3 separate regions of the Homo sapiens genome follow, and regions 2 and 3 are each linked to region 1. Evidence: chromatin loops called from intact Hi-C (ENCODE). Cell type or tissue: GM12878. All regions are shown on one strand. Each heading gives the region's core, and the rest is flanking DNA. Links, peaks and the distances in the headings are about the cores only.

Region 1 (10,413 bases), core at 1,703-9,702:
CTAGATCAGGAATATCAGATGTTGTGATTTTATAGGGCCTCCATTCAAAAACCACAGGGCCATTTCCATGGGTGTCTTGTTTGGCACATGAAAAGAAACAGAAGAAGCTGCCAAGCATGTGTCTCCATGAGTCATTAAGCCCTTTTCTCTGCTTCTGCCGGAGGTGTGCGCACATGCAGAGGGAAAAGGAAAAGCATGCTCTGAACCTCCAGGGCAAGCAGAGCCTCTTATAAACAGACACGTCCTTCAGACCAGACAGCGGCCGGGGAAGTGTGCAGTGGGCGGGGGAAGGTGGCTGGAGCAGAGCTTGGCGGGGCGCGTCCTCCACAGGGGGGTGTCCACATGTGGCCTGGCAGACCAGCTTGTACACAGACCCAGCAAGGCTTCTCAAGGGGCCTGCATTCCCCAAGCCACGTCCCTGAGATTGGGTGTCCCTCCTGCCCCGGCTCCATCTGATGTTTTGCAGGGCCTGGAATGGCCTCCCTGGCTTACTTCTCAGGGTCTCTAAGGATGTGTGAGGTGCCCTCAGGAGCACCCCAAGCTGCCCACTGGGACTCCTCCCACTCCTGTGCTCCTGCTGTTGCTGGTGTTCCTGAGGCTGTGAGCTCCTGGCAAGCAGTGGCTGCTGTCCTGAGGCTACTCCAAGGGAGTGTCAGGGGCACTGGGGCCCTCCTTGGATCTGGGAAGGGCACCCCATTTTCACCGGAAGCTTGGGCCCCGCTGATGCATCAAAGTCTTCAGATCCTGAGCCAATGCCAGAAGCACCTGACACCCCTCCCCTTTCTTCTGCCTGGTTTGCTTATCTAGACCTCCACCATCACCCCCAGCCACCTGACCCCAGACTCAATCTTAGGGTGTGTGAACTGTGGGAAAGGCAGGGACAGAGAAGAAATGTGGCCAGGGAACTGATGGCCACAGACACTCTTCCTATGGGGTGCAGGGTGGGGAGAGACCGCGTTCTTCCTTTAAGGGAAGCAATTGCCCAGAAGGAACTTCAGACCCTTTGGGCAGCTCTCCTGACAGCTAAATCCTAAGCCGAGCGCTGGTTCATTTTCAGCTGAGACAAAGTATTAGGAAACTTTGGCTTCAACTATGAGTCACTGAAAAAATCAAAACAAAATAGCAGTGGCTTAAACAAGATGGAAGTCTTTGTCTCTCTAATATTCCCTCAAAGGCTGGAGTTGGTCAGTACATCCCAGGCAGTTATGGAGACTGCAGAGCCAGGGACCCAGGCTGCTTCCATCCAGCAGATCTTCTGTGTCTTCTGTTCCTGAGGTCTCCTAGGGTATCTACACCCTATTCCTGCAAGTAGGAAAGAGAAAGGAAATAAAAGGGCACAGCCCCTCTTCTTAAACTTCCACTTCCTGGAAGTTGTAGCCACCACTTCTGCTTACATTCCATTGGCCACAATTCTGTCACATGGCCATGCCTAGCTGAAAGGGAGTCTGGACAATGTAGTCTTTAATACAGGCAGACTGTCTTGTGCCCAGCAAAAAACTGAGGTAAGTTCTAAAAGGAGGGGAGAATGCATAGAAGTCTGTGCCACAGACCTCCACCACCCCCCGTGCCATATACATGTGTATTAGTGTCCCAGACAAGGTGCAAGACCCTAAGTGGATATCCACTTTGGAGTCCCTAATTACCGGGGTGGACCCCTCCCAGTCTATTTTGATGAAGACCTTATCACCTCCACACCCATCTGCAGAACCAGACAGTGTCTCAAAAAGTGCAGGCTGGAGCTGCTTGTTAAAAATGCAGGCTCCCACACTCACTGGATTCACATCTCTGGGGGCAAGCCCTGAGAATCTGAAATTCATGCACACTTTCTAGGTCATTCTTATACACGCAGAAATTTCATGTCCACTATTTAGTCTATTTCAGAGAAATTAGGGGAAGAACACTTCTACACTGCTAGACCTAAGGATAGTAGAACTAACAGTAATTGCTGAGTTGGAAGGAGAAGGTGTTCAGGAGATTGTTGGTTGTGACATCTGGGAGTGCCACTCACAAGTTGTCTAGCACAGCATTGGGGAACTGGTCCAAGATTTTCAAGACAAGATCTGCTGTCTTCTGGTAATCAAATAAAAATCAGTGGTCATTGGAAGAGAAAGTAGCCTTCTCCACTGCAGCAGGGAAGGGAAGTGAGGAGACCACCATGAGTGAAGAGCTGACCACCCCCAAGAAAGCCAGAGAGCTGCTGGTGCCCTCTGAGAAAAGGAAGAAGAGGAAGAAGAAAAGAAGGTGAAATGAAGGTCGAGCACCAAGCTCTTCGCCAGACTGAGGTTTAGGAAGCAAAGACTCACCATCCATGTAAGTTGATTCCCAGCGGGGACAGAACTACCATTTGGGGAAGGAGACATTTCTAGAAGCCATAATGCAGGAATGTCACCAGGGACACTAGACGTCCTGAAACGTGAGGGACCACCCACACAATGAAGAGTTTTCTCGAGTCCTTGGGATATTGATGTTTACAATCATCTAAGCTTAGAAACAAACTGCATTTTACATAAAAACACGAAGCATTTTTGAACTGTTTAAATATAAACTGAAATTTTCAGAAGTGCAACTACCAAGTTTATTTCAGAACCCTCCCAAGAGCTGTTCACAATTTCAGAAATACATGTCAACAGCGGCTCCGCTCATGGCATCCGACTTGTGATTGGAAAAGTTCAGTCTGCATTTGTGGTCCCATTCATAGTGACTTTACACGTATGTCCAAGCTTCTGAGCTCCTTGTTAGGTTGTCTGGTTAGACATGCCTGAGCCTTTATATTTTTTTAAGTGGAATGTATTATTATCAATTCCTTTCCTTATAGTTTCTATTTATATTAATGTTAGAGTAATATAAGGATTTTTTAAAAATCTATTTCAGGAAAATAAAGGAAAGTTACAAATGACAAAAAGTATTTGTCATTACGGGGGCCGTGGGGGGTCTGGGGAGAACCTCTGCCCAGATGTGGCCCGAGGTTTTCCTTGGTATGAATGAGGCTGCTCATGACCCCTAGAGACTCTGTTGCAGCCACAGCTGATCTGGTTTACGAAGGCTTGTGCCCACCCAGCTGGCTGCCTTCAGTTTACTCTGGAGTTGTTGGCATGGACCCAGCTCTCAAAACATCCCCCCGATCAGCATCCATTGTGCAATTTATCTCAATGTGGCTATAGACTCAAGCGAGAACAGGTAGATCGCAGGGAACAAGCTTGGTCTATGCAGCAGCAGAAGGATATGGATTTGAGCGGCCCCCTGGCAGAGGCTGTTTCCGACTCAGGCCTCCAGTTGTCCCCTAGGCCTCTCTCAAGAGGATTCTCGTCAATTTGACACAGTCATTTTGTTACCAGGGACATTCCGACACACTCGCTTTACTCTTGTTTTGACCCGAGGACATTTTGATATGAACAGAAACCATCAAGCTTTCAACTGTGTTTATCACCAAGTAAGGAATGAAACAGACACTCACCCACACCTGGGCCTCACTGTGTCTCATATCATGCTGAACCCCTACCCTCTGGGAACTGGAATGCTTTAAGGCTCAGGAAAGGCTGCTGTACCAATTTATTTGCAGTAGAAGTCTGTTTTTAGGCTGGGCATGGTGGCTCATGCCTGCAACCCCAACACTTTGGGAGGCCAAGACAGGAAGATCACTTGAGCCTAGGAGTTCAAGAGCTGCTTTGCAACACAGCAAGACCCCGTGTCTAAAAAAAAAAAAAAAAAAAAAAAAAAAAAAAAAAAAAAAAAAAGCTGGGCATGGTGGCACAAGCCTGTAGTCCCACTGTCCCACTTACTCAGGAGGCTGAGATGGAGGGATCACTTGAGCCCGGAAGGTTGAGGTTGCAGTGAGCTATGATCATGCCACTGCACTCCAGCCTGGGTAACAGAGCAAGACCTTGTCTCAAAAAAAAATTTGTTTTTACAGTTGGTATAGGTCTTTCTATATAGAAGAGACACTCAAAATGATCTCACCAAAGTTTCCAGAATCTCTCATTTCACCCCAACACCAGAGGAGAGGAAACAGGGCTAAGAAATGAAAGACCCCAGAAAGAAGTGTCCACTTGGCTGATGCCAGCTGAGCAGGAAATACACGGAAGGCTCGGCAGGGTGACAGGCAGATGGGCTGCTCTTACCACCTGCCCCTGCCTCACGGTGGAGAAGGTCAAGGAGCTAGATGCGACCCTCTAGCTCAGTGGTTCTCAACCCGGGCCTCACATTGGCATCACCTAGGAAGCTTTAGAAAAGTACAGATACCTGAGTCCCACCCCAGAAATTCTGCTGTCATCAGTCTGGGGCGTAGCTGAACATGGGTCTTTTTAAAATCCCCCCTACATGATTTCAGTGTGCAGCCCCCATCAGGAGCCTCTGCTAGAGCTGCCATCACAGCCTCTCCAGCACGCCTTTATTCTGGCATTTTCTATTTCTTCTTACTCCAGGGAGAAGGCTTTGGTGATTAATTCCCAAGCAAAACCGTTCATTACTCCTTAATAAGATGAATTTCTATCACCAACAATAAGTCAGCCTGTCTCTGCCTCCCTTCTGCTCTTGAGAAATCTCTGTGTGTCACCCTCTTTCTTCTCTTCAAACTCGTTTATACAGCCATCCTGGCCATCATAAGGTTGTTGTTTTGTTTTGGGTTACTTTTAGGGGGTGGCATGGGGAGGGGGTCATTGGGGAGGCGGCTAATGGCCAATACATCAAATTTAACCCAAGCAGATGTTGCAGAACTGGGAGGTTTGAGGCACTTGAGGAAGTCTTTCTAGGGCCTGGCTCTGAGCAGGACTCCCCTAGAGGGCCCTGGGGAGCCTTGGGCTGGCACTTGTGTTTGCAAAGTCCAAGGAAGAAACCACCTCTCATGCCTTTCCCTTAGGGGTTGTGTGACATCCATCCAGCTGTAAGTCAAAGTTACTTCCCCTTTGTTTTATGTTCCATCTTGATTTTAAACTATTATTACATCTGTTAGAGAGTACACTGTGCCTCCCAAAATGGATATGTTGAAGTCCTAATCCCCGCTACCTCTGAGTGTGACCTTATCTGGAAATAGGGTCATTGCAGATATGACGAGTTAAATTAAAATATGGTCATACTGGAGTAGGGTGGGCTTTTAGTCCAGGGCAACTCATGTCCTGATAAAAAGATGGCCTTGTGAAAACACACACATGAAAATGCCTTGTGAAGATGGGGGGTTGGAGTTGCCCAGCTGTGAGCCAAGAAACCCCAGAGATTGCCAGACACTCCAGCAGCCAAGAGAGGGGCAGCAAACAGATTCTCCCCCAGAGCCCTCAAGAGAGCACAGCCCTGCAAACCCCTTGATTTGGTACTTTCAGCCCCAGAACTGTGAGATAATAAATTTCTGTTGTTTTAAGCCACCCAGTTATAGTTTGGGTACTTTGTTACAGGAAATACAACACCCAGTTATAACGCCCACTTTTGTTTGTTTAAAAAAGGCAGGAAATTGTGGTAGTTGAGAGCACAAGCTTTAGAGATCAGCAGAGCTGGGCTGCACTCCCTCCTTGGCACTGACTGGCTCTGTGGCCTGGGTAAATAACTTGACACTTCTGAGCCTCAGTTTTTTCACCTGTGGAATGGGGCTAATAGAACCCTACATAGTAGAGCTGCTATGAGACTTGACATAGATGACATCTGAGAATGACTCACCCAGGGCCTGGTACTCATAGCCTGAAAAGCATGGGGCAAAGATGGGGCTTTGGGCAGGGGATTAGGAACATTAAGTCCACCTATGCGGAGGCACTTGGCTTAGGCCCAGGCCCCAGGTGGCGGGTGTCCATCTGGATAGTGGAAGGCAGAGGTCGGGCCAACTTCCTGCCTTCCTGAGATGCTGTCAGGGTGGAGGAGATGACGTGTGGAAGTCCTTGGAGTGAGCTGCCACGTTAGCACCAAATCACCAGCACGATCATTCCTTCCATTTGTCACTGACGATTTTATAGTCGCAACAAGACAGTTTTCAGTGTGAGGCGGGCCTCAGTTCACACCCCAGGCATCTGGCTGTCATGCAGCCACAGCAAACCTATTCGCTTGGGTCTTACTGCTTAATTATTGCAACTGGCATGGCTTCGGGTACCTTGAGAGCCCTTGGACATATACCATACGTTCTGGGCAGGAAGCTCTCCTGGCGTGAGGATGCTGCTTGTCACTCCAGCAGCTCCCCTCTGTTAAGTGGTGGATCTTCTCCAAATGCGCAGCCCCAAATGCACAGGAAGCCAAAGCTTGGCACTCAGAGCTGCCAGTGCCTTGCTCACGCAGGACCACTTGTCAGCCAGGCCGTCCAGCATTTGTCACCAGTGGTGATTCTCAGCCTGGCAATGGGAAGAGGCAGGCGGATGGTGAGCCAGGGAGCCAGTCTCATGTTTCACATTCTGGGAAGCCAGATTTGTACAAAATAGATCGAATCCAACAGTCCTTCATCCCCCAGGTCCAAGTGAAGAGCTACGTCCTGTGCCCATGCAGGTTGGCTCTTGGTATAGAGCCAAGGAGAGCTTGACTCCTTCCATCAACCAACCTATATTTATTGAGCATCTACTATGTGCCAGGGGCTGTGCTCAGCCCTGGTGATGCAGAAATGGGGAAGACTAGGGGAACCTCAGGAAGCACTGCATGCTCAGGCAGGGACAGCAAGATCAGGATCTGGGATGACGAGTCAGCCACCGAGGAGGTCAGGCAGGGATGAGTGTCCCTGAGCCTCATATGCCTGAGAAGAAGCCTCTGACAGAGCATCCTGCAGCAGGGCATGGGAGGGGGCCACTCCAGTCTATTAATGATACTCAGTTCACCAAGTTTTTACCAAGCCTCTACTATGGGCTGGGCATAGTAGAGGCTTGGTAAAAACTTGGGTTTCATTGATAAATGTTTAAAAGATCTCAGCCCTCACTGAACTTATATAAAGACCTCAGAGAATCCAAAATCTGCAAACTGAATACATTCTAATCCCTCTTGATCTGAGAATATTCCAGGGAAACTGGGGCTCTACGAAACCCAGCTTCTGCCTCACAGATTGGCCATGAGGCAAAGGACTTGGGCTGCCAGTGGCTTAGGACATCTTAGCTGCCAGCTTCCCTTCTCTGCCAGCAGCACGGGGGTTGGTCAGAGGTAAAACGAATGGGGGTCAAGTGTCAGTCATGGTACCCTGGAGTATTTCCAAATGCCTGATGCCAGGAAGTCTTGGCCCCAATTATTTTCTAAGGGACTAGGACAATATCTTGACTTCTCCAATTCCCAGTGTGGCACAAAGGGTCAATACAATACACCCTCTCTTTCATAGAGCCTGGTCACCTAAGCTGGAGTCCATAGACCATCCCAGAACTTTCTGCTGAAGGGCTGCCATCCAGCACAGACCACATAGGCCTATTGCATGGGAGAATCCAGCTTGTGCCTGTAGCCTCCTGGAGAGATTGGAGGGGCTGCTGAGTGGCCAGACACTGAGAGAACCTACAGGATTTTCACTGGAAAGATGAACTAGCAGTGGCTGGGCTGGAGGCACAGGGAGATGGGGACAGCACCCAGCAGGCAGGGCCCTGCTGGTCTGTCTGGGTTTGCATTTCACATCCCCGTGCTGAGGTATTTGGAGAGGAGGCACTTTCTGAAGGAAGAGGAGTAAGGCCTTTATCTTCAGGTGTGACCAGAGAAATATTCCTCCCCCAGGAGAAGAAAGGGAAAGCAAAAGGCAAATGAAATTTCAGAAGTGAATCAGGAATGAAAGACCAAGAATCTAGCTCAAGATATGTCAACTTGGATATTTGGGGCCAAATAATGAATTCTTTATTGGAGAAGGCTGTCCTGTGTACTGTAGAAAGTTTAGCATCATCTCTGGTCTCTGCCCGCCAGATGCCAATAGCACCCCCAACCCTCACCAAGGTTTGCAGCCAAAAATGTCTCCAGATGTTGCCAAATGTCCCCCAGGGCCAAAATCAACCCTGGCTGATCTAGCGGTTTCCCTGGGCAATCTTCCCCAGTATCTGCTTGACCAACTTTTAGCATGGCTGCTTTGTCTCAGCCCAGGATTTTCTAGGTTTTAACATGAAAACTCCCATAGCCCCTCAGTCCTGGGCAAGCAGGGACAGTCAGTCACTCTACCAACCCCTTCGCCCTCTGTATGAGCCCCTTGATCAATGCCCAGCCTGTCCTGCCTCACCAGCACACGCAGCCGCTTTCATTCGGCTCGCCTTCCTGTCCTCCACAGCACTCTCCCCTGAGCAGCCTGTCGAATTTAGATGACTGTTGACTGCCCTCTCTCTCCATTTAAACTCCCTCAAGGTGGGACCACTGTCTGCTTTCTTCGCCGATCTGCGCCGCCTGCCCAGAAAAGTGCCTGGCACAAGGCAGATTTGTAACAAATGTTGTGTGAAGGACCAGGACTCCAGAAACATTATGGGCTTCTGTGACCTTTACGACTTCTCCACTGTTGCTTATTTTCATTTTCCCAGCATGTTCTCTGGCAGTGACCAAGAAAACTCTTCCCACAGACAGGGCCTGTGGGTGTGTCTTTGGGGACAGCTGAGACCCTGTGTCTCTTTGCTGCCAGTCAGGGAGCAGTGGAGGAAAGAGACCCAAGGAGTCAGCAGCCTGGAATCTGGAGAAAGGAGGCAGGGTCTGATATGAGGAAGGGGGCCTGGGGCCTTCAATGAGAGGCCACTAGCTACGATGATGTTGCCAGAGCCCACCCTCAGCACCATGGGACAGGTGCGTATCTCAGGCTCTGGCAGTGTCTGTGGCATATAACATCAACAAATATTTCCTAGGCTGAGCATTTACAAGAAAACACAAGACCTGTTGTGGTTAAGAGCTTGGGCTTTGGGGTCAGGCAGCATTGACTTCAAATGCAGGCACTGCCAGTTTATAGCTGCCTGACCTTGAGCAAACTCCTTCCCCTCTCTACGTCCTCGCACCCTCATCTGTCAGATGGAAATAAGACTGATACTCACCTCATAGGCATTACCGCCTTACTGTTGTGAGGATTAAATCAGATTACAAATGCAAATCCCTTAGCCTGGTGTACGGCACAAAATGAACACTGTGTATGTGGGGGAGAGAAACTAGAGATACTGTATTTTTTGTCAAATACTACATAACAAATCATCCTAAAATTTAGTGGCTTAAAAGCAGCAATAATAATTTATTTACATCTCTTACAGTTTCTGTGGACCAGAAATTCAGGAGTGGCTGGGCTGGGGGCTGTGGCTCAGGGTCTCTCATGAAGTTGCAGTCAGATGTCAGCCAGGGCTGTGATCTCATCTGAAGTCTTGATCAGGACTGAGGATCCTCTCCCAGCCTCACCTGTGTGGCTGACAAGCTGATGCTGGCCTTTAGCAGGAAGCCTCCATGCTCTCAATATCAGCTTCTGCACAGGGCTATTTGAGAATTCACAGAATATTTTGGCTGACTTCCCTCTGAACAAGTGATCCACAAAACAAGGTGGAAGCCTCAATGCCTTTCCTGCCCAGCCTTGGAAGTCACATATCATCAGCTCTGCCACATCAGCTGGCCTCACAGACCAACCCTGATGCAGCGTGGGAAGAGACCATATGAGGTGCAAAAATCAAGGGTCATTGGGGGGTACCTTGGAGGTTGTCTATCACCTGAAATTTGATCTTGAAATGGGGACTTGCTGCACTCAGACCCTAACAACCACGTTGCATTTCTGCCTCCCTCTGCTCATCCGTAAAATGAAGCGCATTGCTGAGCACAGTTTTACTAGTTCATTCAAGCATCTGTTTCCCAAGTTAGTCTGCAAGCTGCTTAAAGATAAGGACTACAGCTTCTTTATATCTCTATCTGTATCCTCACAACATCATCTCTATCCTCTCAATGCCTTGGTGCATGCTCAACGGATGAATGGAAAGACTGGATGCTCTTCAGCAGGGACCTACAGTTTCTACTTCATCCCTGAGTTCTAATGAGCCAAAGCCCAGGCAGCTCCAGAAGCTCCAGTGTTTGACACGCAACCCCACACAGGCGGAGGTTCTAGAGCTGTATGGGTATGGATGCAGCTCCAGAAGTCTGCAGCCTTCCAGGAGGGGGGCGTGAAGACAGAACTGTACCTCCCAATCCCTCCTGACCTGACTCACATCAGCCACCAAGCTTGGGTGGACAAGGTATTCCTCGGTATTAGGTTTAATCCCAGACATTAAGATTTGGGGTGATTTTTCTTTTAGGCTTTTCTATGTATTTCAGATTTACCACAATGAATGTGTGTTTGTTTAGTGCAGAGAGAAAAATAAGGAAAAATAGAAACCTCAGTAAGCTGTTGTAATTTTTACACTGGCTTGCTCAAGCAGAGTTCCAGATCCGGCTCTTCTGTAGGATACATTCACTGAGGGGTCACCTCCCCTGGGTTTCCTCACTGTTTGTTCAGGAAGACAATGACTAATCTGTAAAATGGGAAAGTTAACCTTTACTTTCTTCTCATTTTAC
Region 2 (10,413 bases), core at 1,222-9,221, 47 kb after region 1:
GCCGGCCACCACGCCTGGCTAAGTTTTTTGTATTTTTAGTAGAGACGGGGTTTCACCGTGTTAGCCAGGATGGTCTCAATCTCCTGACCTCATGATCCACCCGCCTCAGCCTCCCAAAGTGCTGGGATTACAGGCGTGAGCTACGGCGCCCGGCCATTTTTTTAAGACGGAGTTTCACTGTGTTGCCCAGGCTGGAGTGCAGTGGCACAATCTTGGCTCACTGCAACCTCTGCCTCCTGGGTTCAAGTGATTCTCCTGCCTCAGCCTCCCGAGTAGCTGGGACTACAGGAGCGTGCCACCATACCCGGCTAATTTTTTGTATTTTTTTTTTTAGTAGAGACAGGGTTTCACCCTGTTAGCCAGGATGGTCTCGATTTCCTGACCTTGCGATCTGCCCACCTTGGCCTCCCAAAGTGCTGGGATTAGAGGCGTGAGCCACCGCTTCCGGCCAAGCATGTGTATTTTTTAAAGCTCCCCAAGTTGTTCTAATAATCCCCCTGGTTGAAAACCATTATGTGTATAGATTTTGTACATAGAGATAGTTAGAAATTGCAGCCAGAGAGAGAAAAGATTGGGGAAGTCAAAATGACTTATGTACGTAGGATACATAAAATGCTAGAATCTCAAAATGCATAATAAAGTTTAATCAGATTGCTTTCCTAACACCCATCACTTAGGGAAAATGTGAGCAAGTTTTCCTTCTGAAACTGACCACTCAGGTTGTGTTTTATTTCTCTCCCAGAAAGGGGTAAGATATCAGGAACAATTGAGCATTTTATTTTCCAATTGGGAAAGTAGCAATTCTTCTCTAACATTTTATTTTCCCAAGCTGATGTTATGAAGAAAGTACTGCAGTGAAGTCCTGTTGTGTGATCTGGAGCCAATCACCTCACTAGGCCTCAGTTCCCCTACTAGAGAAGCCAGAGCAGGCCAGGGGTGGTGGCTCACGCCTGTAATCCCAACACTTTGGGAGGCTGAGGCCGGCAGATCACGTGATGTCAGGAGTTTGAGACCAGCCTGGCCAACGTGGTGAAACCCTGCCTCTACTAAAAATACAAAAATGAACCGGGTGTGGTGGTGGGTGCCTGTAATTTCAGCTACTCGAGAGGTTGAGGCAGGAGAATTGCTTGAACCTGGGAGGCGGAGGTTGCAGTGAGCAGAGATTACACTATTGCGCTCCAGCCTGGGCAACAGAGCCAGACTCTGTCTCAAAAAAAAAAAAAAAAAAAAAAAAGGAAAAGAAAAAAGAAAAGCCAGAGCACTAGATAAGATCTCTAAATGTCCACCCAACCCTAAAGCTTTCCGACTTTCCAATTCTGAAACTCCCAAATAAGAAAAAATGTAAATGAAAAACAGGAATTCAAACTGAATAGCCCAGTCAACCAGAGTGGTGGGCAATTGGCTGGCTGTGAGGTGCACAGGAGCCGGATGCCCCAGAGTAGAGCGTGTTATTGTTCTCAACCACACAGTCTCCCTCCCTGGTAGAGGATGGCACATCACCCACTGCCATGGGAAGCCTTGCAAAGAGAGTAACATTTCCTGGTTCTAATGACAGGAAGTTTGGCTGTATGACTTGTTTTGGCCAATGGAACCCGAGCAGAAGTGACATATGGCACATCGAAGAGAAGTCTTAGAGCCCCTGAATGTTGCTGAGCCCTCTTGCTCTTTTTCCTATGCCACCAGAATAGAGATTACTGAAGACATCCTGGTTCTCAAAATGAGATGATGCGCAGAGCAAAATCACAGCCATAGCAGAACTGCAGGTGACATATGTATGTGAACAAGAAATACCTTTTTCATTCAAACCACTGGGATCTTGGGGTTATTTGATTAGCTCAGTCTTACTTAGAGGAAGCTGGCTGACTCATCACCCTTCACTGGGCATATGTGATACAAAGAATGACAGGGATGGCTTGACCGACACACACCCTCAGAATGAGAGCTCCTGGCAGCAGAAGCCTTGCCATTTCAAAAGAACCATGGACACCAATGATACACAACTATCCAAATATGTAGTGCCAGCTGCTTCCCACAGGAATTTGGGGCTGGCATGACACAGTTGTCATGGCCATGCCCCTCATTCACCATATCTCCAGTTAGAATTCAATCGGCCAAAGGAGGACTCTGGACTCATCATCTGGAAAACCCAGGCCACTCCTTAATTACTGAATCCTCTAAGTTGCAGACTTTGGTCCTATCCCTGGAGCCAAGTCATGTGACCTTGAATCTCAATTCGGAGAGGTCATCGCCATGGGCCAGACTGTGTTCATATTTCTTGTGGTTGCTGCTCTGAATCAAAACACAAGTCATTTAAAAATTTCTCCCAGAACAAATGAACTCTCTAGCTCAGTCTGAGAAACACTGGAGTCAATAATCTGTAATAGAGGAATCTGAAAGCATTACCTAATCTGGACATAATTTTCCTCACCATTTCACAGGTGGGTACCATATCTACCGGCAACACACATCAACCTGATGCAGCAAATTAGGGCAGGAAAAAGAGATGAATTTTCCAAGTGAAATGCCAGGACAATTTAGGTAAGACGAACATGGTTAGTCTTACCTAAACCTGCCCCTGTTTATCAGTCTTTGTCCAGAGAGCAATGTGCCTGTGACTTTAAGAGAAAAAATCCCAGAGAACTAATTAGATTTACAGTCTGTGAACACAGTCAAAATAAAAAGCTCAAATCTATTTTTTTCTCATACAGCCTGAGGGCAATAGCCAAAAGAAATTACTATTAAGTGTGAGTAATGCAAAACACATTGTGCGAATTTCAATCTGAGATGTGTGAATCTAATATACAACTGCAAATTAGGAAGCACCTTTTGAGTTTCAAAATAGGCTCAGTTCACAAGTGGAACAAATTCTACCTCATAGACAACTTCAAGATGGGCTAAGACCAGATGTGGGCCTGGAAAAATGGAGGGAAATGTAGCACTGAAAAGATATTGTGACCGGCAGCTGTATCATCATCCACGGCAGGTAAATATTAAAGCACTGAGAGGAATGCTTTTGCCAAGTCAGCATGGCTGCAGGACCTGCTGCTGTGGGGCAGCCACCTTCCCTCTTGAGAAAGCAAGCAAAGCAGTTTTATCAGGGACTCAGTAAACAGAAATCAGCCGGGTGCAGTGGCTCACGCCTGCAACCCCAGCACTTTGGGAGGCCAAGGCATGCAGATCACCCGAGGTCAGGAGTTTGAGACCAGCCTGGCCAACGTGGTGAAACCCCATCTCTACAAAAATTAGCCGTGTGTGATGGTGGGTGCCTGTAATCCTAGCTACTCGGGAGGCTGAGGCGGGAGAATCGCTCAAAACAGGGAGGCAGAGGTTGCAGTGAGCTGAGATCGCACCATCGCACTCCAGCCTGGGCAACAGAGTGAGACTCCATCTCAAAACAAAATAAAACAAAACAAAACAAAGCAAAGCAAAAAACAGAAATCAATATAAGGCACCTTCAAGCTACAAAATATGAAAGAAAATTGAATTTTGTATGCATCTTGATCATGTCCACAGACTAGACAATGACTTTGCTCCAGATTACTGCTTAGGAGCTGATTTTGAATCCCAGCTCTGTTGTCATCATGCAGTGAATTCAGTTTTTCCTATCAGTGCTCTTCGGAACTGCTTTGCATACAGGGTCCTAGTGAAGAAAGGAGGTTTTTTTTTTTTTTTTTTTTTTTTGTATGCTAAGGTTCTCATTTCCCATCGGGGATTTGAGCACCTACAACTTGCAAAACCCTGTGGAGGAGGCAACAATGAGAGCGCTCCTCGTCCTCACAGAGCTCTCCATCAACAGCTGTCAAAGAAATCATGCTAAGGGGCAAACGCAACTATACAGTAAATCATCCGGAAGGTGGGGACCATCACCCACCCCTGGGTTAATATTCCCTCCTTAGCCACCTGGCAAACACCTCTGCTTGCTTCAGCACGTGGCTGACCTCACCTCCTCCAGACCATTTCTCAGGTGCATGCTGTTATAACCACACACAGTATCCTATGACTGCTTCATGGCTTTCTCTACCAGGACATGAGTTCCTTGAGGACAGGAGTTGTGTCTCAAATTTGTTGGCATTCAGTAAGTTGGACTGATATATAGGTGTAAATAATAGGCCTATAGAAATACTTGTATGAGATTCAAATTAGAATAGACAAAAATAAGTCCTCGTGAGAGTCTCCAGACTCCCTCCCTGTGTAATCTCCCATGGGCTGCACAGAAACTTTCGTTATGAAAGACCTTGGGAAAGTCCCCGTTATGGAACCTGAGACCCTCGGACATTATATAATGCTTTTTCTTGTGAAAAGCAAATGAGACTAACAAATCATGACTCTAGTCTGCAATTCTTAAGCAAAGTAAACAAAATCTGTGTGATTTTCTCTAGAAGGTATGTTTCATAGCTGCAACAGGAAAGACAATGTGTAATGTTTGTAAATCCCCTATTTGAAGTGCCTCTTTATTGAGAAATTATGCTTTGCTTCTATTGAAAATAGAGACTTTTGATGATTAGTGTGCTAAATGAGGCAAGAGTTCTAATTCAGTGCTACCAGCAACTTCCATTTTTTGGTTCGGGTATTAAAATAGGTGAGAACAGAACCTCTTCTCCTCCTTCCTCTCCCACCTTTGCTGGAAAAGGTGCCAAATAGCTCTCACAAGCCCTCAGCAAAATGCCTCCATGCGCATATGTCTACCACGGCCACTAGGTAAGCCATGCCAATCATGGGGCTCAGAGCCTCCTGGATGATTGATGAACTCCACTTCGGAAAAAGTCTGAAGGCAGTGTGGGTATTGCCTAGATACAGCTCAGACTGTATTTCTCAGGGAATAAAAGGGAAGGGGAATATTTTTGTCCACTACTAGTATCCTAAGACTTCTGTAACACTGCGATAAAAGTATCAGAGTATATAGTCTAGTTCAGGGAAGAGAAGGGCCCCTAATTTTGGCAGACCCCAAAACAGCCATTCACTCTTTGAGTCAAAAATGGCTCACTGAAAGTCAGACTGACCTGTTCACAACGACTGGCAAGCTTAGGAGTATTACCCTCACTGCATCCACTTTTTTCAGAGGGAGCGACAAAGAGCCAGGGTACACACGTGGACCCGCATTACTTGCAGTGGGGAAAAAAACTCCACAAAAATAAAAAGAGCTAACCTGTGATACGCTGGTAAACTAACTCTTCCAGGGGGATAGGGGATAGGTAAAGCCCTGATGTGTAGTGTTTGCCAATTTCCATGTGTGAATCCTCTCACCGCGGCTACAGTTTCAGCTATCAACGGTGGAAAGGCTTGCGACATTCCTTAACATTCCACAGTTGGCTTTGGGACAGCCTGGTATGTACCAGCCCTCGCACATCACTGCAGCTAACATTAAGGGTTTGTATGGTGCCGTGATAAGCACTTTAAATTCAGTATCTCATTTAATCTTCCCAATGGTCCTACAAAGGAAGGTCCTGTTATCATCTCCATTTTGAGGTGAGATAACACAGCCACAGAGAGGATAAGTAACTTGCCCAAAGTCCCACAGCTTAGAAGTGGTACAGCTGAGGCTAGAATTGTTTTCTGACTGCAGACTTGAAGTTCTCACAATACCCAAATACATCTCATGATCCAAAAGAGGCCTGTTTTAAATAGCCAATAAGTATCTAGCCAAATAGCAGGAACAGTGCCTTGGCCACAGGAGGCACAGTCCAAATAAGACCAACTATTTGTGGCTTCTGTCAACCTTCTTCACCCACTCACAGCAGAACACATAAGGATTCCTTTCCCTTGAAAACTCGATCCTCTCCTTCCTTGATTCTTCCTTCCAGTCTGACTCTCAAACCTTAACACTTTCCTGTTAGTGACTAAGAGTCTCTGTTCCTCTCTTGGTCCTCCCTTGAACGATTCCAATACCATGTACTATAACTGAAGAGCCCTATTCCTTTTCCAGGAACAAAGAGAGGTCACCAAGCAGCTGTGTTGCCCTAGGGAGCTGGCAGCTATCTAAATGTCCTATACTAGCACAAGAAGCACAGTGAGCTGGTCCTTCCCCAGGGGATGTTTTTAACATCAGATGGAGAAACTGTTTTTGACACTGGCACAGGGATCACTGCTGACTTTTTAAAAAGGAATGAACAGTGACATATTCATATCATATCTAGAAGTCAGGAATAATTTTAAGACTGAGGAGAAATAAAAACTCAACAGAAATTAAGCGTGTCTTAAATCTTTCAAGAACTATCATGTCTAGACTGATCAAAATCAAGAAAACCACCACTGGGATAGTTAGAATCCCCAGGCATTTGAGGGTTAGGGAGGAAGGCAGAGAGAGGGCAGATGCCCAGGGCCTGACCCTGAGAACCTGATTGGCCAGGTTCAAACGATAAAGAGACTCACAATGGCCTGTCAGGAATAGCATGAAGGATGAGCCCCCAGGTGGCCAGGAAACCAGGCATGGCTGCTGCTGCTCACCAGGCCACTCATCAAATGCGTCACTGAGTAATCCGCACAGAGGAAGCTGGGAGAGGGCCAGGGCTGCAGCCAGTGGCACCCTGCAGTCCAGGAGGAGGTCTGAAATTGCAAGCTGTCCACCATTAACAAGTAATGAAATCAATTTCCTGGGGCAGGTCCAGGAATTTTACAAAATGAAACCAATTAGAAAATGTCAGAATGTATCATATATAATAAAGGCAAAGCTATTGTTTTATTAAATTTTTGCTGTATGCACAGAAACAGGCTCATATACATATTTAGGTTAAATGAAATGCTTACTTCCTCTACTCTACAACTTTATTCTTTTTTTAAAAAAGGGATGAGAAAATAATTACTATATGAAAGAAATCCATGTTACATAAAGAAAAGTGATGTTGGGAAATGTTTTTCCATTGTTACATGATTTTGTTGTCAAAAACACTGAGCCTCTTTTTTAAGAACTCTAATATGTGCAACTTAAAATAATTGTCCTGTTTGTTTTAAAATCTTCCAAATGAAGAGGTGCAATAGGTTCTGAACATTCAACATAAAATGCAACCTTTCAATTAATTTGCAAGAACTGACATCAAGAAAGACGCAAATAGCCAAATAAACACTTCTGCTTAGTGGGCATGATTTTAAAATGAAGCTCATTACTTCAGATTGCAGCCAATAATCTGTTTCTTCCACTTGGATCTACACACCTTTGTGAAGTTACACTTTTAGCTGTAACAGTCATTAAAACTAAGCATTGAAATAAAAATGAAATCATTGTCCCTAAATTGTTATCCTAAGATTTAAAAAAAAATAAAGTATATTTAATGTCATGGCTCTCAATGAAAATATTACTCCTATTTTTTGGAAGGATTTTGTAGCAGTAAGATTACTTTTCAGTGTCTTCACATTATAGTCTTCCATATTTCTACATTTCATGGATTTTTATAAATTATATACAAGCACTACTATAATTTACAAGTATCCTTAAACTACCAACATAGTAACAGTGTGTAACTCACACACACTTTATTGTTAACAAAGCCTGAAGAGCACTGTCCTAGGTGAGAGTGACAGTGACAGTGGTCAACACAATCCTGCCCTATGGGTCAAATGAAATGGGGTCAAGAGCTATGATTGACTCTTACTTAGGCCAAGGGCTTCTGGGAGACAGAAGGGCAGACACTGATTTGATGTCTACAAATATTGCTTTAAAAATTTTTTATAATTTTATATTTCTTTTACAAAGTAAATAATTATCATATGAAAAAATACAAAGTAAAAGGTAAAAGTCTCCCTTAATGCAAGAGGTTTTGCATTTTGATTTAAATAAAGACAATTTTAAGTGCTGGTTTTAAAAAGGAATTACCATGAAAGTTTTTTCCTAAAATACTAAGAATTCATCTATGGCGCGAACTAATGAAATATGTAAGAAATTAGTTTATATTTTGAAAAGTACACAAAAGATGTTTTTATTGTCTAATAATCCCATACTAAACAACTCAGGGAAAAAGTTTCCACTAAAAATAGGAACTGATTATTTCTTGTGATGAACAAATATGTATTTTACACAATTCCCTAATGAGAACCAAGGAAAATGGTGCCTTTCTTTTAACACGAATATTTCTGAATGCGGTTTCTAGCTGCCTTGAACAAACTCCCTTCTTTTGTTGCTACGTTTCTGCAAATCTCTTCCAGATCCACTGCGGTTTATGACATTCTATCCAATTAGTTGTCAACATAGTTCCTTTTACCTTCACTGTGATGACTTTACTTTTGCTAAGAAGATTTCATGCAATCAACCTGTTCAATTAAGGCTATACAAAAAGCTATTCTCAAAAACCTACTGCTAGGCAACAGAAACGTGTTGAACTAAATCTCAGGCGAAAAATATTTCTAAATAGAGATGAGAACAATTGTAGTCACTTCAGAATAATTAATACAAAATACAAAATAAATTTTGTTAAAATTTGTAAGCACAGGTAAACACACACAAACCTTAAATGAGTATTTTCACATGTATGTATATGTGTGACTATGTACTGTATACATATTTGGCATACATGGTAGATCCCCAATAACTAGCTGACTTAGTTTAATATGTTTGCTCAGCCGCCCACCTCTGTCACCTTTGCTATGAATTTGAGAACACAGTATGGAATGTCAGTGTTCTGCGTTTTCAAGAGAGCACAGTTATTGCAAACCCTTTGCAGTTAGTTGCTTTGAAGAGCAACAAATGAGGTGAATTCTTATGGTAAAGGCAGAATAGTTTATTATCCTAAATTCACAACTAGGTTAGATTTTGAAATATGGGCTTTGTATTGCAAACCAAACTAAAACATTTCATCCACATTTATTTATCTTTGGGGAAAAAAGTTTTGATTGGAAAAAGGCTTTTAAGGGCTAACAGAATTCATGAGAAGAGTTCCTCAGGCTTCTTAGAAAGCTAATTCTTCTTAAGAAACAACTTTGATAAGTGTAAATGAATCAGAAACATATGGATTAAATTTCCCCTTAAACAAACACTTTAAAAAGGATTTAAAAATTAAAGGAAATATGTTTAGTAAAGTATATTTGAGAAATGTTACAAAACATATTTCAAAATGTTTGGAAAATAGCTTGAGGTATTTTACAAAACCCAAATGAAGTTCAATTCATCCACATCTAATTACGTAATAATTACTAACACTATAGTTTAGGATTTTTGTTATGGAATACAGTGGTCATACCATGGTTATTTGTTTAAAAAATTATTTAAGATGTAGTAATTGACAGACGTTTTGAATATTCAGACGAGATTAGGTGTGTTCAGATGGTGTGGCCATGGTATTTTGAACATTCAGAATTAACTTTGTTCTGGTGCTTCAAAGTTGAACAATGAGCCCCATCCATGACTTGGTGAAGCCCCTATGACAACTATGCGTCCAGCTAAGGACTCTGAAGCTGTCATCCAGTCAGCAGAGGACTGCTGGAGATCCCAGGAATAAAAGTAACTGTTAGAGCTCAATGTCACCTAAGTTGGTGGCCCAAATATGATTCATGGGAATTCTTAAAATGATTAGTTCATTTCATTAAGCATTGCCCTTAAAAACAATAGGTATATATTTGCACTGTGATAGAGCAAACGGCAGCCATTAGTCTCAAATGCATTTAAATCCCAAAAGAGCCCTCTTTTCTTGCCTTATTAACATAAATTCTGAAACAGAACCTATCACAGTAGTCTACCTAAAAATCTGACAAAAAAGCATTAAGAGAAAGGGAAGGTTAAAAATTGATTCATAACCTCAGAAAAATGGGTGAATGCAACATTTTAAAAACTGAGTGCTTTTTGTGTGTTTTTAACATTGTTGAGAGTAAGCTTAGAATATGGCAAGGGAATGGGTTCTGGAACCAAACTGACCTAGGTTCCTATCCTTCTTCACTTCTTAGGAGCCGTTCAACTAGAGCAAGTCACTCTATAAGCCTCAGTTTTCTCTTCTGAAGAAAAAGAATAAGAATAAATATATCTTTTAGGGCTAATGTATGAATTTAGTAAATAAAAATATCTAGCACAAACATTATGTTAGTTCCAATCCTATGATGTCAACTTATCTTACATTTCTTATTTTTAACCATCATCAGCTCGGGTAATTGTATTGGTATCTGCTAGAGTCTTAAAGGTCCTTAACAAATGTTCTGCCATCTGACTTGCTTTAAGCCTTGTCTGCAGCATTCTTCAAGATCAGAAACAGATATAAGTTCTGCTTCCAGGTCAGAATATGATCTTGAACATATATTTTTAAATTTTCATGGGTTCAACTCTTCACCTGTAAGATGAGGGGACCAAGTCATTTGCTCTTAATTTCAGCTCTCAATGCTGTAGGTTGCTGGTGAGTCTCTCAAAACTTACAGGGAAGGTCTTAAGAAGATATTAGAATGGGTAAAACTAGGAAAGAGTTGCCCATCAAGCTTTTCTGATTGTAAAAAGGATAAGAA
Region 3 (10,413 bases), core at 930-8,929, 94 kb after region 1:
TTAAATGTTGCCTTTATAAAAATCATATAATCTGATCTTAAAACTTGTAAAGAAGGACCTCAATATTATTCTGTTAGAGAAAAGTTCATCCCAGAGATAACGTATTTTTGAAAAGGCACTTAATATGTTCATCTTTTACCTCTCTCACAAGCTTCAGCCCTGTATTTCTAACTTGGTGCATTTCCACATTAATATTATACCAAAATTTAAAACTCAAAAATAATTCCTTATCTCTTTCCCCAGAAGCACCCCCTGCTCCTACTGAACTTTCAACATCAAGAACAATAAACCAGTGTCTTTCTCCCTTCCTGAGCTCCACATTTATGTTATCATCACTATTTTGCCATAGGCAAAAGCCAATTATCTTTGCCCCTGCCTTCTTGACACATATATTACATCCAAAAGGTTACCAACTTCCTTCATTAAATATCACTAGCATCTGTCCTTCCATTCCTAATTCATAATCACCATCCCAATTCAGGCTCTTTGAATTTTAAGCCTAAACTACTGCCAATCACTTCTGAACGTGCTCTTTGCCTCCCGTCTTTCTGTGCTCATTGCAACCAGGTTGTTTTTCCCAACTCACTAATTTAACTATGCTACCTACCTGCTCAAAGAGGTCTCCCAAACACCTACAGAAAAAGAATCGAACTCCTGGGAAATACAATCTGGCCTCAACCTACCTTCCCATTTGAATCTTCCACTAATTTATATTTTCAACATTTACATAGTTCTAAGGCCTCATTAATTCATTTTAACCTCACTATATCCTATGAGATAACCATTATTATTCCCATTTTATAGATAAGGAAACTGAGTCATGGAGATGTTTCATAACTTGCTCAAGATCACAGAATAAGTGGAAAGGGCTTGAATTCACATGTACCCAGTCTGGATCCAGGATCTGTACCCCTTACCAATATTCTATGCTGCCTTCCTTACAAAACTTCAATGCATCTATTTCCCAAAAACACTTACACTTTCTCACTATATTCCACTGCCCACATCATTCATCCCCCTCTAAGTTCCTACATCTCCAAAATGTCTCCTCCAACATAGCGAAATCCTCACAACCCTACAAATTGTAGCTTGAATCCCACGTCCTCAAGCATAAAGCCTTCTTTAATCATGTCATTTTTGTGCTTTGCTGAGCTTTCCAAGCACATGTGGACTGTACCACCCATTAGGCTCTGCTAGTGCCTAACACTGAAAGCTATATGTAACTGCCCAACTCTCCATTTAGGATGTCTCATAGCTCAGGGACTATGTCTTGAAAAACAAGGAACCCTGTTTATAACAGGGCTAAATAAGTGCTTGACGGATAAAGGAATGGTATCACACAATGCAGGAGAAAGTGTGCCGCAGAAAGGCACATATAAACCTAAGAAGCTGACACACATTGAATTTTAAATTTTCTAAAGGTCTATTATGGTTGTCACAACCTATTTGGACTTCAATTTTCTAGTATGCCAAATAGTGGGGATTTGAGATGATCTCAAAGACTCATTCCAGTTCTGAAATTCTGGAATTTACATTTTGAGACCAATTTTAGAAGCTTGAAAAATTTCTGAGGTCTCCTTATTTTCATGTATTCTTTAAAATACATTTATCAGGCCTGAAACAGTGGTTTATGCTTGTAATCCCAGCACTTCGGGAGACCAAGGTGGGAGGTTCACTTGAGGCCAGGAGTTCAAGACCAACCTGGCCAACATGGCAAAACCCAGCCTCTACCAAAAATACAAAAATTAGCTGGGCATGGTGGCACGCATCTGTAATTGCAGCTACTCAGGAGGCTGAGGCACAAGAATTGCTTGAACCCAGGAGGCAGAGGTTGCAGTGAGCCAAGATCATGCCACTGCACACCAGCCTGGGCAACAGAGTGAGACTCAGTCTCAAAAAATAAATAAAATACATTTATTGTCCCATTTCAGTAAATAATCTATTCTCACAAATCCCTAAAAAATTCAGACATAACCTTTTAAAAAAACGTAATAGTTCTATTCAAGAATTTTATTCTACTGTTGCAGAAAAAAATTATTTGGTCAGGAAAAAGATTCTTTAGAAATATATCTTTATTTTCTTAATCCAGTTTGCCAATAAATACTACAAAAGCACAGCAAGGACAAAATAAATTGATAAAGTCAGATATTTTGTAATGATACAGAAGTGATTTTTTTTTTTTTTTTTTTGAGATGGAGTCTCACTCTGTTGCCAGGCTGGAGTGCAGTTGCGCGATCTTGGCTCATTGCAAACTCCAACTCGCGGGTTCAAGCAATTCTCCTGCCTCAGCCTCCCGAGTAGCTGGGATTACAGGCATGCACCACCACGCCCAGCTAATTTTTGTATTTTTCGTAAAGATGAGGTTTCACCATGTTGGGCAGGATGGTCTCGATCTCCTGGCCTCGTGATCCACCCTCCTCAGCCTCCCAAAGTGCTGGGATTACAGGTGTAAGCCACGGTACCCAGCCAAGAAGTAGTTTTTTAAAACACAGCTAAAGACCTCTTTTTAGAAAAAACATTTGTTTTCAAGTCAGTGACAAGTAAAACAAAATAATTAACCATCAGTGAGAAATATTCCAACTTTTGAAAACTGTTTGATCACACCTTTCTTCTATAAGACCATATATTATTTCTGCTTAATCTGCTTAACTTTTTATTTATAGAACCATACATCCAGAAAATTCTTAAAACTAATCTCTAGCTCAGCATCCCTGAGTGAAGTGACCTAAAGACTATATAGTTTCAACACTCCAAGCCCATCTCTCCTGCTATGCAGATGTAACACATCACAACTACAAATTCAAATCCAGGTGTTTTGGGTGTACATAAACTTCTCCCAACCTTTTCAAAATGGGTTAAATACATCAAAAACTACAGCAATGCTGCCTTTCATTCCAGTGCCAAGTAGCATTCTTATATCAAAACCAATTTAATAAATTCTCACCTTCCATGGCCTTCTAATCCCTTTGAAAAAGTCAGGCATCCACATTGGAAGAACAACAGCTTCCCTTAGCAACTTCTTAGCTTCTTCCAGATCTGCTATGTCATCCCTTTGAAAGAACAGCAAACTTTCATAATGTTTACTCAGGGATCTTTGATTTATGGTCAAAACTAATTCTTTTAATTTTTTTTTACTTATGAAATTATTCTCATAGTAAGAACATTATTCTAATTCTTACTGCATAAAAAGATCAGTGAAAACATTAGTTATTAATGAGGACATGTCATTGAATTAACAACTTGTCAGTTACACATCAACTTCAAATTAACATGTAAAATGTCCTTGGTTACATTCGACAGAACTGTCTCGTCAATTCTATACTTTCATATTATAGATGTGGTCATAATCAGATTAATGAATAACAAGAGAAAACTCACACACCAAGACAACCTATAATTTGTGTTCTCCTCTACTTTAATTCAATAATTTGAAAGACTCTAACCAATGAATGCTAGGATTCCTGGATACAATGTCTCTTTCAAGGGCTTCCACCAGATCCTTATCATAACCAGCACCATCAAATTTTGGCATTTCACCATCACTTGCACCATCTTGCATATTCTTCCTTCCCTGGGGATAGGTATAAAAAAAAAGTACTAGTCAGTAATGGATAATTTAGTTAACATCATTACGCTTTGAAAACATTATAATGCCATCACTTTCTAAATAATTTTTATTATTTTAAGGTAGTATTTTCTGATTACTCAAATGCCATTCTCCTCTATTTAATTCATCAGAAATACATGAACTGGTCAACTTTATTAAAAACTTCAAATCTACATTCTTGCAGGAACAGTTGCATGCAGGTAAGACTAAACTGATCCTTGCTAGATCCCAAAAGACTGGGAAAGCCTACCTTTGAACTGGTAGACGCAGAGGATTTCCACCACTACTAGAAAACATTTTGAATATTAATGTGGAAGGATCTTTTTAAATAGTATTAAGACCATTAAAGCAATATGCTTTACCCCAAATTCTTCATTTAATAATATAGTTGTTTTAAAAGAAATTTTATGCTATGGTTTCTATGGGGTTCTGCCAAGATTCACACAGCTTTGACGAGCTTTAAATGAAATTCACTTATTTGCCAGAGACAGTCCAACTATGGAAATACTTCAGCAAGCACAGCCAAGTGCCTCCCCAGAGCTTTAGCCCCAGTTACTGCCTAGAGTAAAAACAAAACAAGAAAATGGTCAAAATGAGTCAATCTCCTAAACTTCAACCGGAAAAGAGACAAGAGAACAAGACAAACTTCTCCAATCCCACTTCTGAGATAGTCAAAAGGCTCAATCATAAGTGCTGGAGGAAACTAAATGGCTCCCTTGGACAGATGCTCTGGTTCCTTCAAGCCACTAGGTAAGTGACCAAACAGTATTCTGGTACTTCACCCAAAAAAATAAATTATTTCTGGGCAGTATGGCGGTAGCATTAAATTTATTAGTAAATTTTCCCGAAGATTCTTGCATTCCAGATGACAGATATCAATACTGACAATATTAAAAGGAGTAAATTTTTGGCACCTACACAAGAAACATAACATCAACAAACTTAAGCTTAGGCTAGAGTCAAATTTTATAGTACAGATAGGCCAAGGCTACCAAGTCATATTCAAACAAATCACTAGGAACATTCTGTAATCATTTAAAAACTATTCTAGAAACGTATCAACGAAAGAATACAACAGAAACTGACATATCTGGAGCTTGAGCCTTCATATGGCACTGTAATTTACACTTATCAAGTTAAAATTAAAATTTCATTTTAATATGAATGTCCAAGTGGCTGGAAAGAACTTAATAAACACTACCTCAGGAGAAAGAAAAAGCTGCATGCCTATCTGAAAGTAATAGGAGTATCATAGGATTTTAAAAACAGTAAATATTTGGGCATCTTCTACGTGCAATACATGCTATTGTGCATTAGGTTTTAGAGCAGTGAATGAAAATACATTATCTGCCCTCATCAAGCATCTAGTCTAGTGGGGGAAACGAGTAACAAGTAAATAAAGCAAAAACACACATAAACTGTGAAGTGCTGTGAAAAAACCTGAGTAGCCAGTATAATAAAATGTATTGCGCAGAAGAAAGAGGTTGAAGATATGGGCAGAGGTGAGTTTGGATTTCTTCTGGCTCCTATAGAGGACGGGGTAGAGGAGGAGAATCAAAGAACTAAAAGCCTCTCACTACACTGAAGAAGAAGTGTGTGTATAGGCCAGTTAAATGACCTGCCCGAGAACCCAAAGTTTCTCAGTGGTACACATGAGACTTGAATACCGATCGAGGACTACAAAAAAGATTCTGGAAACGTTTTCAAATCAAAATGGTGAGGTTATAAAAAACAGACATAGGAAAACTAAAATTAATTTGGTTATGCCAGGAAATCAGTAAAATGGGTGACAGTTATTCTTCATAAAAAATACTTAAATTAGAATACAGACATCAAATATAAACAGCTAGATTAAATGCAATACCTAAAGGAAACTATTAGTTAAAGGAAATAAAGCTAACCTCTCCAAGATATTACTAAGTGTACATAAATACTACTAACTGCAATGTCACTGAAATGATCTTAGAATTCTTTCCTTAGATTTTCATATGAGTTGACTAAGGTCAACATTAGCAAGAATTTGATTTTTAGCATGAAGGTTGATATACTTTTTTTCTCATGAAAGCAAAATATTTTAGCTTCTTTTTACTAACATCAAAATTTCCCATATCAAGAAAGCTTTGTTACTCATCTTTCATTAGTGTTGGATAATCTTCTATTTGAGGAAAATTAGGCTCAAAGTGACTAACCAAATATTACAGAGCCAATTAATGATATAGTTTGCCCTAAAATGCAAATGTTTCTTACATTTTACTATGCAACCTCTCACACTGGCAGATTAAGTAAAACATGATCAGTTACTAGCTCTGGGTCTTGCATTTTAAGAGAAATACTGATAAATTACACCCAGGGAAGAATAATCAAGATGATAAAGGGTTCAAAACCCATGTCATATGGAGGAAGACCAAGGAAACTAGAGACATTTAAGCTGAAGAAGTAAATTCTAATGGGGCAATACAACCAACAGGCCTACTAGGTATTAAGCCAAAAAAAAAAAAAAAAAAAAAAAAAGCAAGGGCCAGTAACAAAAGAGATAGATTTCAGATCAGCAAAAGAAAGAATTTTCTAACAATAGATTCTGTCCAACAGACGAATCAACTCATTAGGTAGTAAGCTACCACGCATCGGAAATTACTGGCCAATTAGTAATAAAAATCACTGGGTCATAGTCACACGGATGTCTAAGCTTAATTATAGCTGATCTTTTTCCTGTAAAGCCACTGCCTCTCACTTGCCTAATTTATTCATCTGTTGCCTGATTTCAATGGCCCAAGGAAAGTGCAAAATTTCTTGGAAATCTCATTATTTTTCTTTTTTTTAAATTATACTTTAAGTTCTAGGATACATGTGCAGAACGTGCAGGTTTGTTCCATAGGTATACACGTGCCATGGTCATTTGCTGCACCCATCAACCCATCATCTACATTAGGTATTTCTCCTCATGTTATCCTTCCCCTAGTCCCCCACCCCCCAACAGGCCCCAGTGTGTGATGTTCCCCTCCCTGTATCCATGTCTTCTCATTGTTCAACTCCCACTTATGAGTGAGAATATGTAGTGTTTGGTTTTCTGTTCCTGTGTTAGTTTGCTGAGAATGATGGTTTCCAGCTTCATCCATGTCCCTGCAAAGGACATGAACTCATCCTTTTTTATGGCTGCATAGTATTCCATGGTATATGTGCCACATTTTCTTCATCCAGTCTACCACTGATGGGCATTTGGGTTGGTTCCAAGTCTTTGCTATTGTGAATAGTGCTGCAATAAACATACGTGTACATGTGTCTTTATAGAATGATTTATAATCCTTTGGGTATATACCCTGTAATGGGATTGCTGGATCAAAGGGTATTTCTGGTTCTAGATCCTTGAGGAATCGCCACACTGTCTTCCACAATGGTTGAACTAGTTTACAGTCCCACCAACAGTGTAAAAGCGTTCCTATTTCTCCATATCCTTTCCAGCAAACCCTTCAAAAAATCAATGAATCAAGGAGCTGGTTTTTTGAAAAGATTAGCAAAACAGATAGACTGCTAGCCAGACTAATAAAGAAAAGACAGAAGAATCAAATAGACATAATAAAAAATGATAAAACGGATATCACCACTGATTCCACAGAAATACAAACTACCATCAGAGAATACTATAAACACCTCTACGCAAATAAACCAGAAAATCTAGAAGAAATGGATAAATTCCTGGACACATACACCCTCCCAAGACTAAACCAGGAAGAAGTCAAATCCCTGACTAGACCAATAACAAGTTCTGAAATTGAGACAGTAATTAATAGCCTACCAACCAAAAAAAAGCCCAGGACCAGACGGATTCACAGCCAAATTCTACCAGAGGTAAAAAGAGGAGCTGGTATAATTCCTTCTGAAACTATTCCAAACAATTAAAAAAAAAAAAGGGACTCTTCCCTAGCTCATTTTATGAGGCCAGCCTCTTCCTGATACCAAAACCTGGCAGAGTCACAACAAAAAAAGATAATTGCAGGCCAATATTCCCGATGAACATCAAAGCAAAAATTCTCAATAAAATACTGGCAAACCGAATCCAGCAGCACATCAAAAAGCTTATCCACCACGATCAAGTTGGCTTCACCCCTGGGATGCAGGGCTAGTTCAACATACGCAAATCAAAAATGTAATCCATCACATAAACAGAATCAATGACAAAAACCACGTGATAATCTCAATACATGCAGAAAAGGCCTTCGATAAAATTCAACACCCCTTCATGCTAAAAACTCCCAATATACTAGGTATCGATGGAACATATCTCAAAATAATAAGAGCTATTCATGACAAACCCACAGCCAATATCACACTGAATGGGCAAAAGCTGGAAGCATTCCCTTTGAATACTGGCACAAGACAAGGATGCCCTCTCTCACCACTCCTATTCAACACAGTATTGGAAGTTCTGGCCAGGGCAATCAGGAAAGAGAAAGAAATAAAGGGGATTCAAATAGGAAGAGAGAAAGTCAAATTGTCTCTGTTTGCAGATGACATGACTATATATTTAGAAAACCCTATCGTCTCAGCCCAAAATCTCCTTAAGCTGATAAGCAACTTCAGCAAAGTCTCAGGATACAAAAATCAACGTGCAAAAATCACAAGCATTCCTATACAACAATAATAGAGAGCCAAATCATGAGTGAACTTCCATTCACAACTGCTACAAAGAGAATAAAATACCTAGGAATACAACTTACAAGGGATGTGTAGGACCTCTTCAAGGAGAACTACGAGCCACTACTCAAGGATACAAGAGAGGACGCAAACTAATGGAAAAACATTCCATGCTCATGGATAGAAGAATCAATATCGTGAAAATGGCCATACTGCCCAACGTAATTTACAGATTCAATGCTATCCCCATTAGCTACCATTGACTTTCTTCACAGAATTAGAAAAAAACTACTTTAAATTTCATATGGAACCAAAAAGAGCCCATATAGCCAAGACAATCCTAAGCAAAAAGAACAAAGCTGGAGGCATCATGCTACCTTGACTTCAAACTATACTACAAGGCTACAGTAACCAAAACAGCATGGTGGTACCAAAACAGATATATAGACCAATGGAACAGAACAGAGGCCTCAGAAATAATGCCACACATCTACAACCATCTGATCTTTGACAAACCTGACAAAAACAAGCAATGGGGAAAGGATTCCCTATTTAATAGACGGTGTTGGGAAAATTGGCTAGCCATATGCAGAAAACTGAAACTGGACCCCTTCCTTACACCTTATACCAAAATTAACTCAAGATGGATTTAAGACTTAAACTAACACCTAAAACCATAAAAACCCTAGAAGAAAACCTAGGCAATACCATTCAGGACATAGGCATGGGTAAAGACTTCATGACTAAAACACCAAAGCAATGGCAACAAAAGCCGAAATTGACAAATGGGATCTAATTAAACTAAAGAGCTTCTGCACAGCAAAAGAAACTATCATCAGAGCAAACAGGCAACCTACAGAATGGGAGACAATTTTTGCAATCTATCCATCTGACAAAGGGCTAATAATATCCACAATCCACAAGGAACTTAAATTTACAAGAAAAAAACACAAATAACCCCATCAAAAAGTGGGCAAAGGATATGAACAGACACTTCTCAAAAGAAGATATTTATGTGGCCAACAAACATGAAAAAAGTTCATCATCACTGGTCATTAGAGAAATGCAAATCAAAACCACAATGAGATACCATCTCACACAATTAGAATGGCAATTATTTCTTTTTTTAAAAAGTGATTTTGAATTCTATTTCATATCTGTGTTAGTTCCCCACTTTCATGTTACAATGATAACTAAAACTCATATACTGCCTACACAATGTGCCACGTATTGTTCTAAGCACTGGATATATATTAACTCTCTTATTAATCCTAAAAGTCCTATGAGGTAGGTACTCTTATTATTTCCATCTCATAGATGAGAAAACCAAGGCACAGAAAAGGTAAGTAAATTGCCCAAGGACACGCAGCTAGATCCTAGGGAATACAGCTCCAGAATCAGTGCTTTCAACCACTTTGTACCCTAGCATACTGCTGCACACCCCTGGGCTACTCTTACCCCAGTGTGAGAAACAACAAAGGAAAAAGTTAGACAAGGTTTCTAAATTGCATCCCACTCTTAAGACTTTATTTTACAAAGTAAAATAAGTTAATAAATGCAAACAGTGCTTACTAATTTCAGTATCATGCCCTGCATTTGAGTGTTAATACATTTAAATTGAAATTATGAATCCATATCATTCTGCACACCTATCAATACGTATGTTCTTTCAACAATATTTGCCAGTACTATGTGCCAAGCACTATTCTAAGCACTGAGGATATCGCAGTGAACCAAACAGAAACCCCTGCCCTCATGAGGCATATACTCAAGTTAGGAGGCACAATATATTAATAAGTAAAATATATAGTAAAACAGAGACAGAACAGCAAGTTCAAATTTGCCACAGTCAGCATATACTTCACAAATCTGAGGAACAACACAGAAACCAACAGAAAGAAATGAGAGGAGGGGAGAAAGAAGATGAGGTCAAAGAAGAAATGGATGCCAGACTATGCAGAGCCTTGTAGACCATTATAAGGACTTGGCATTTAATCTAAGATAAGAAGCCACTGAAAGTTATGAGCAGAAGACACAATCTGACCTATATTTAAGAGGAACTCTCTGGCTGCTCTGATGCCAACAAGCCAGGGACAGTGTGTTCTCTCATGTTTTATTTTACACTTTCTGTAGTATACAGAATGGCTAAAATGAGTGGTAGAGTCTGAGAGAGG

What was found. Hi-C counts contacts between places; a loop is a spot of excess contacts. Peaks named below come from ENCODE experiments on the same cell type or tissue, not always from the same donor. Only the 100,000 strongest peaks of a DNase experiment are listed, where the experiment ranks them.
Region 2: a loop joins it to region 1, with 2.0 times the contacts of the local background. A loop is called at or near these places in 2 of 110 quality-filtered maps.
Region 3: a loop joins it to region 1, with 2.4 times the contacts of the local background. A loop is called at or near these places in 6 of 110 quality-filtered maps.

What each region holds. Positions count from the first base shown.
Region 1 is chr13:30,142,800-30,153,212 of GRCh38, forward strand. LINC00384 (long intergenic non-protein coding RNA 384) reads right to left here and starts at 10,275. Exons shown (of 2, transcript NR_138041.1): 1 at 10,235-10,275; 2 at 9,087-9,350. RefSeq lists an enhancer at 3,226-3,655. In GM12878, for the core only: a CTCF peak has its summit at 4,770; a DNase peak (open chromatin) is centred at 3,362; H3K27ac peaks cover 2,423 bases.
Region 2 is chr13:30,189,798-30,200,210 of GRCh38, forward strand. No RefSeq gene overlaps it. Among named protein-coding and RNA genes, the nearest start is that of LINC00385, 41 kb to the left of the region's middle. In GM12878, for the core only: no CTCF peak of the experiment used is centred there; DNase peaks (open chromatin) are centred at 2,704, 3,744 and 4,224; H3K27ac peaks cover 1,621 bases.
Region 3 is chr13:30,237,516-30,247,928 of GRCh38, forward strand. KATNAL1 (katanin catalytic subunit A1 like 1) reads right to left here. Exons shown (of 11, transcript NM_032116.5): 5 at 3,444-3,571; 6 at 2,945-3,050. It overlaps LOC102723381 (a long non-coding RNA gene), which reads left to right. Exons shown (of 4, transcript XR_007063741.1): 3 at 3,739-3,807; 4 at 4,093-4,402. Among named protein-coding and RNA genes, the nearest start is that of KATNAL1, 65 kb to the right of the region's middle. In GM12878, for the core only: no CTCF peak of the experiment used is centred there; a DNase peak (open chromatin) is centred at 4,196.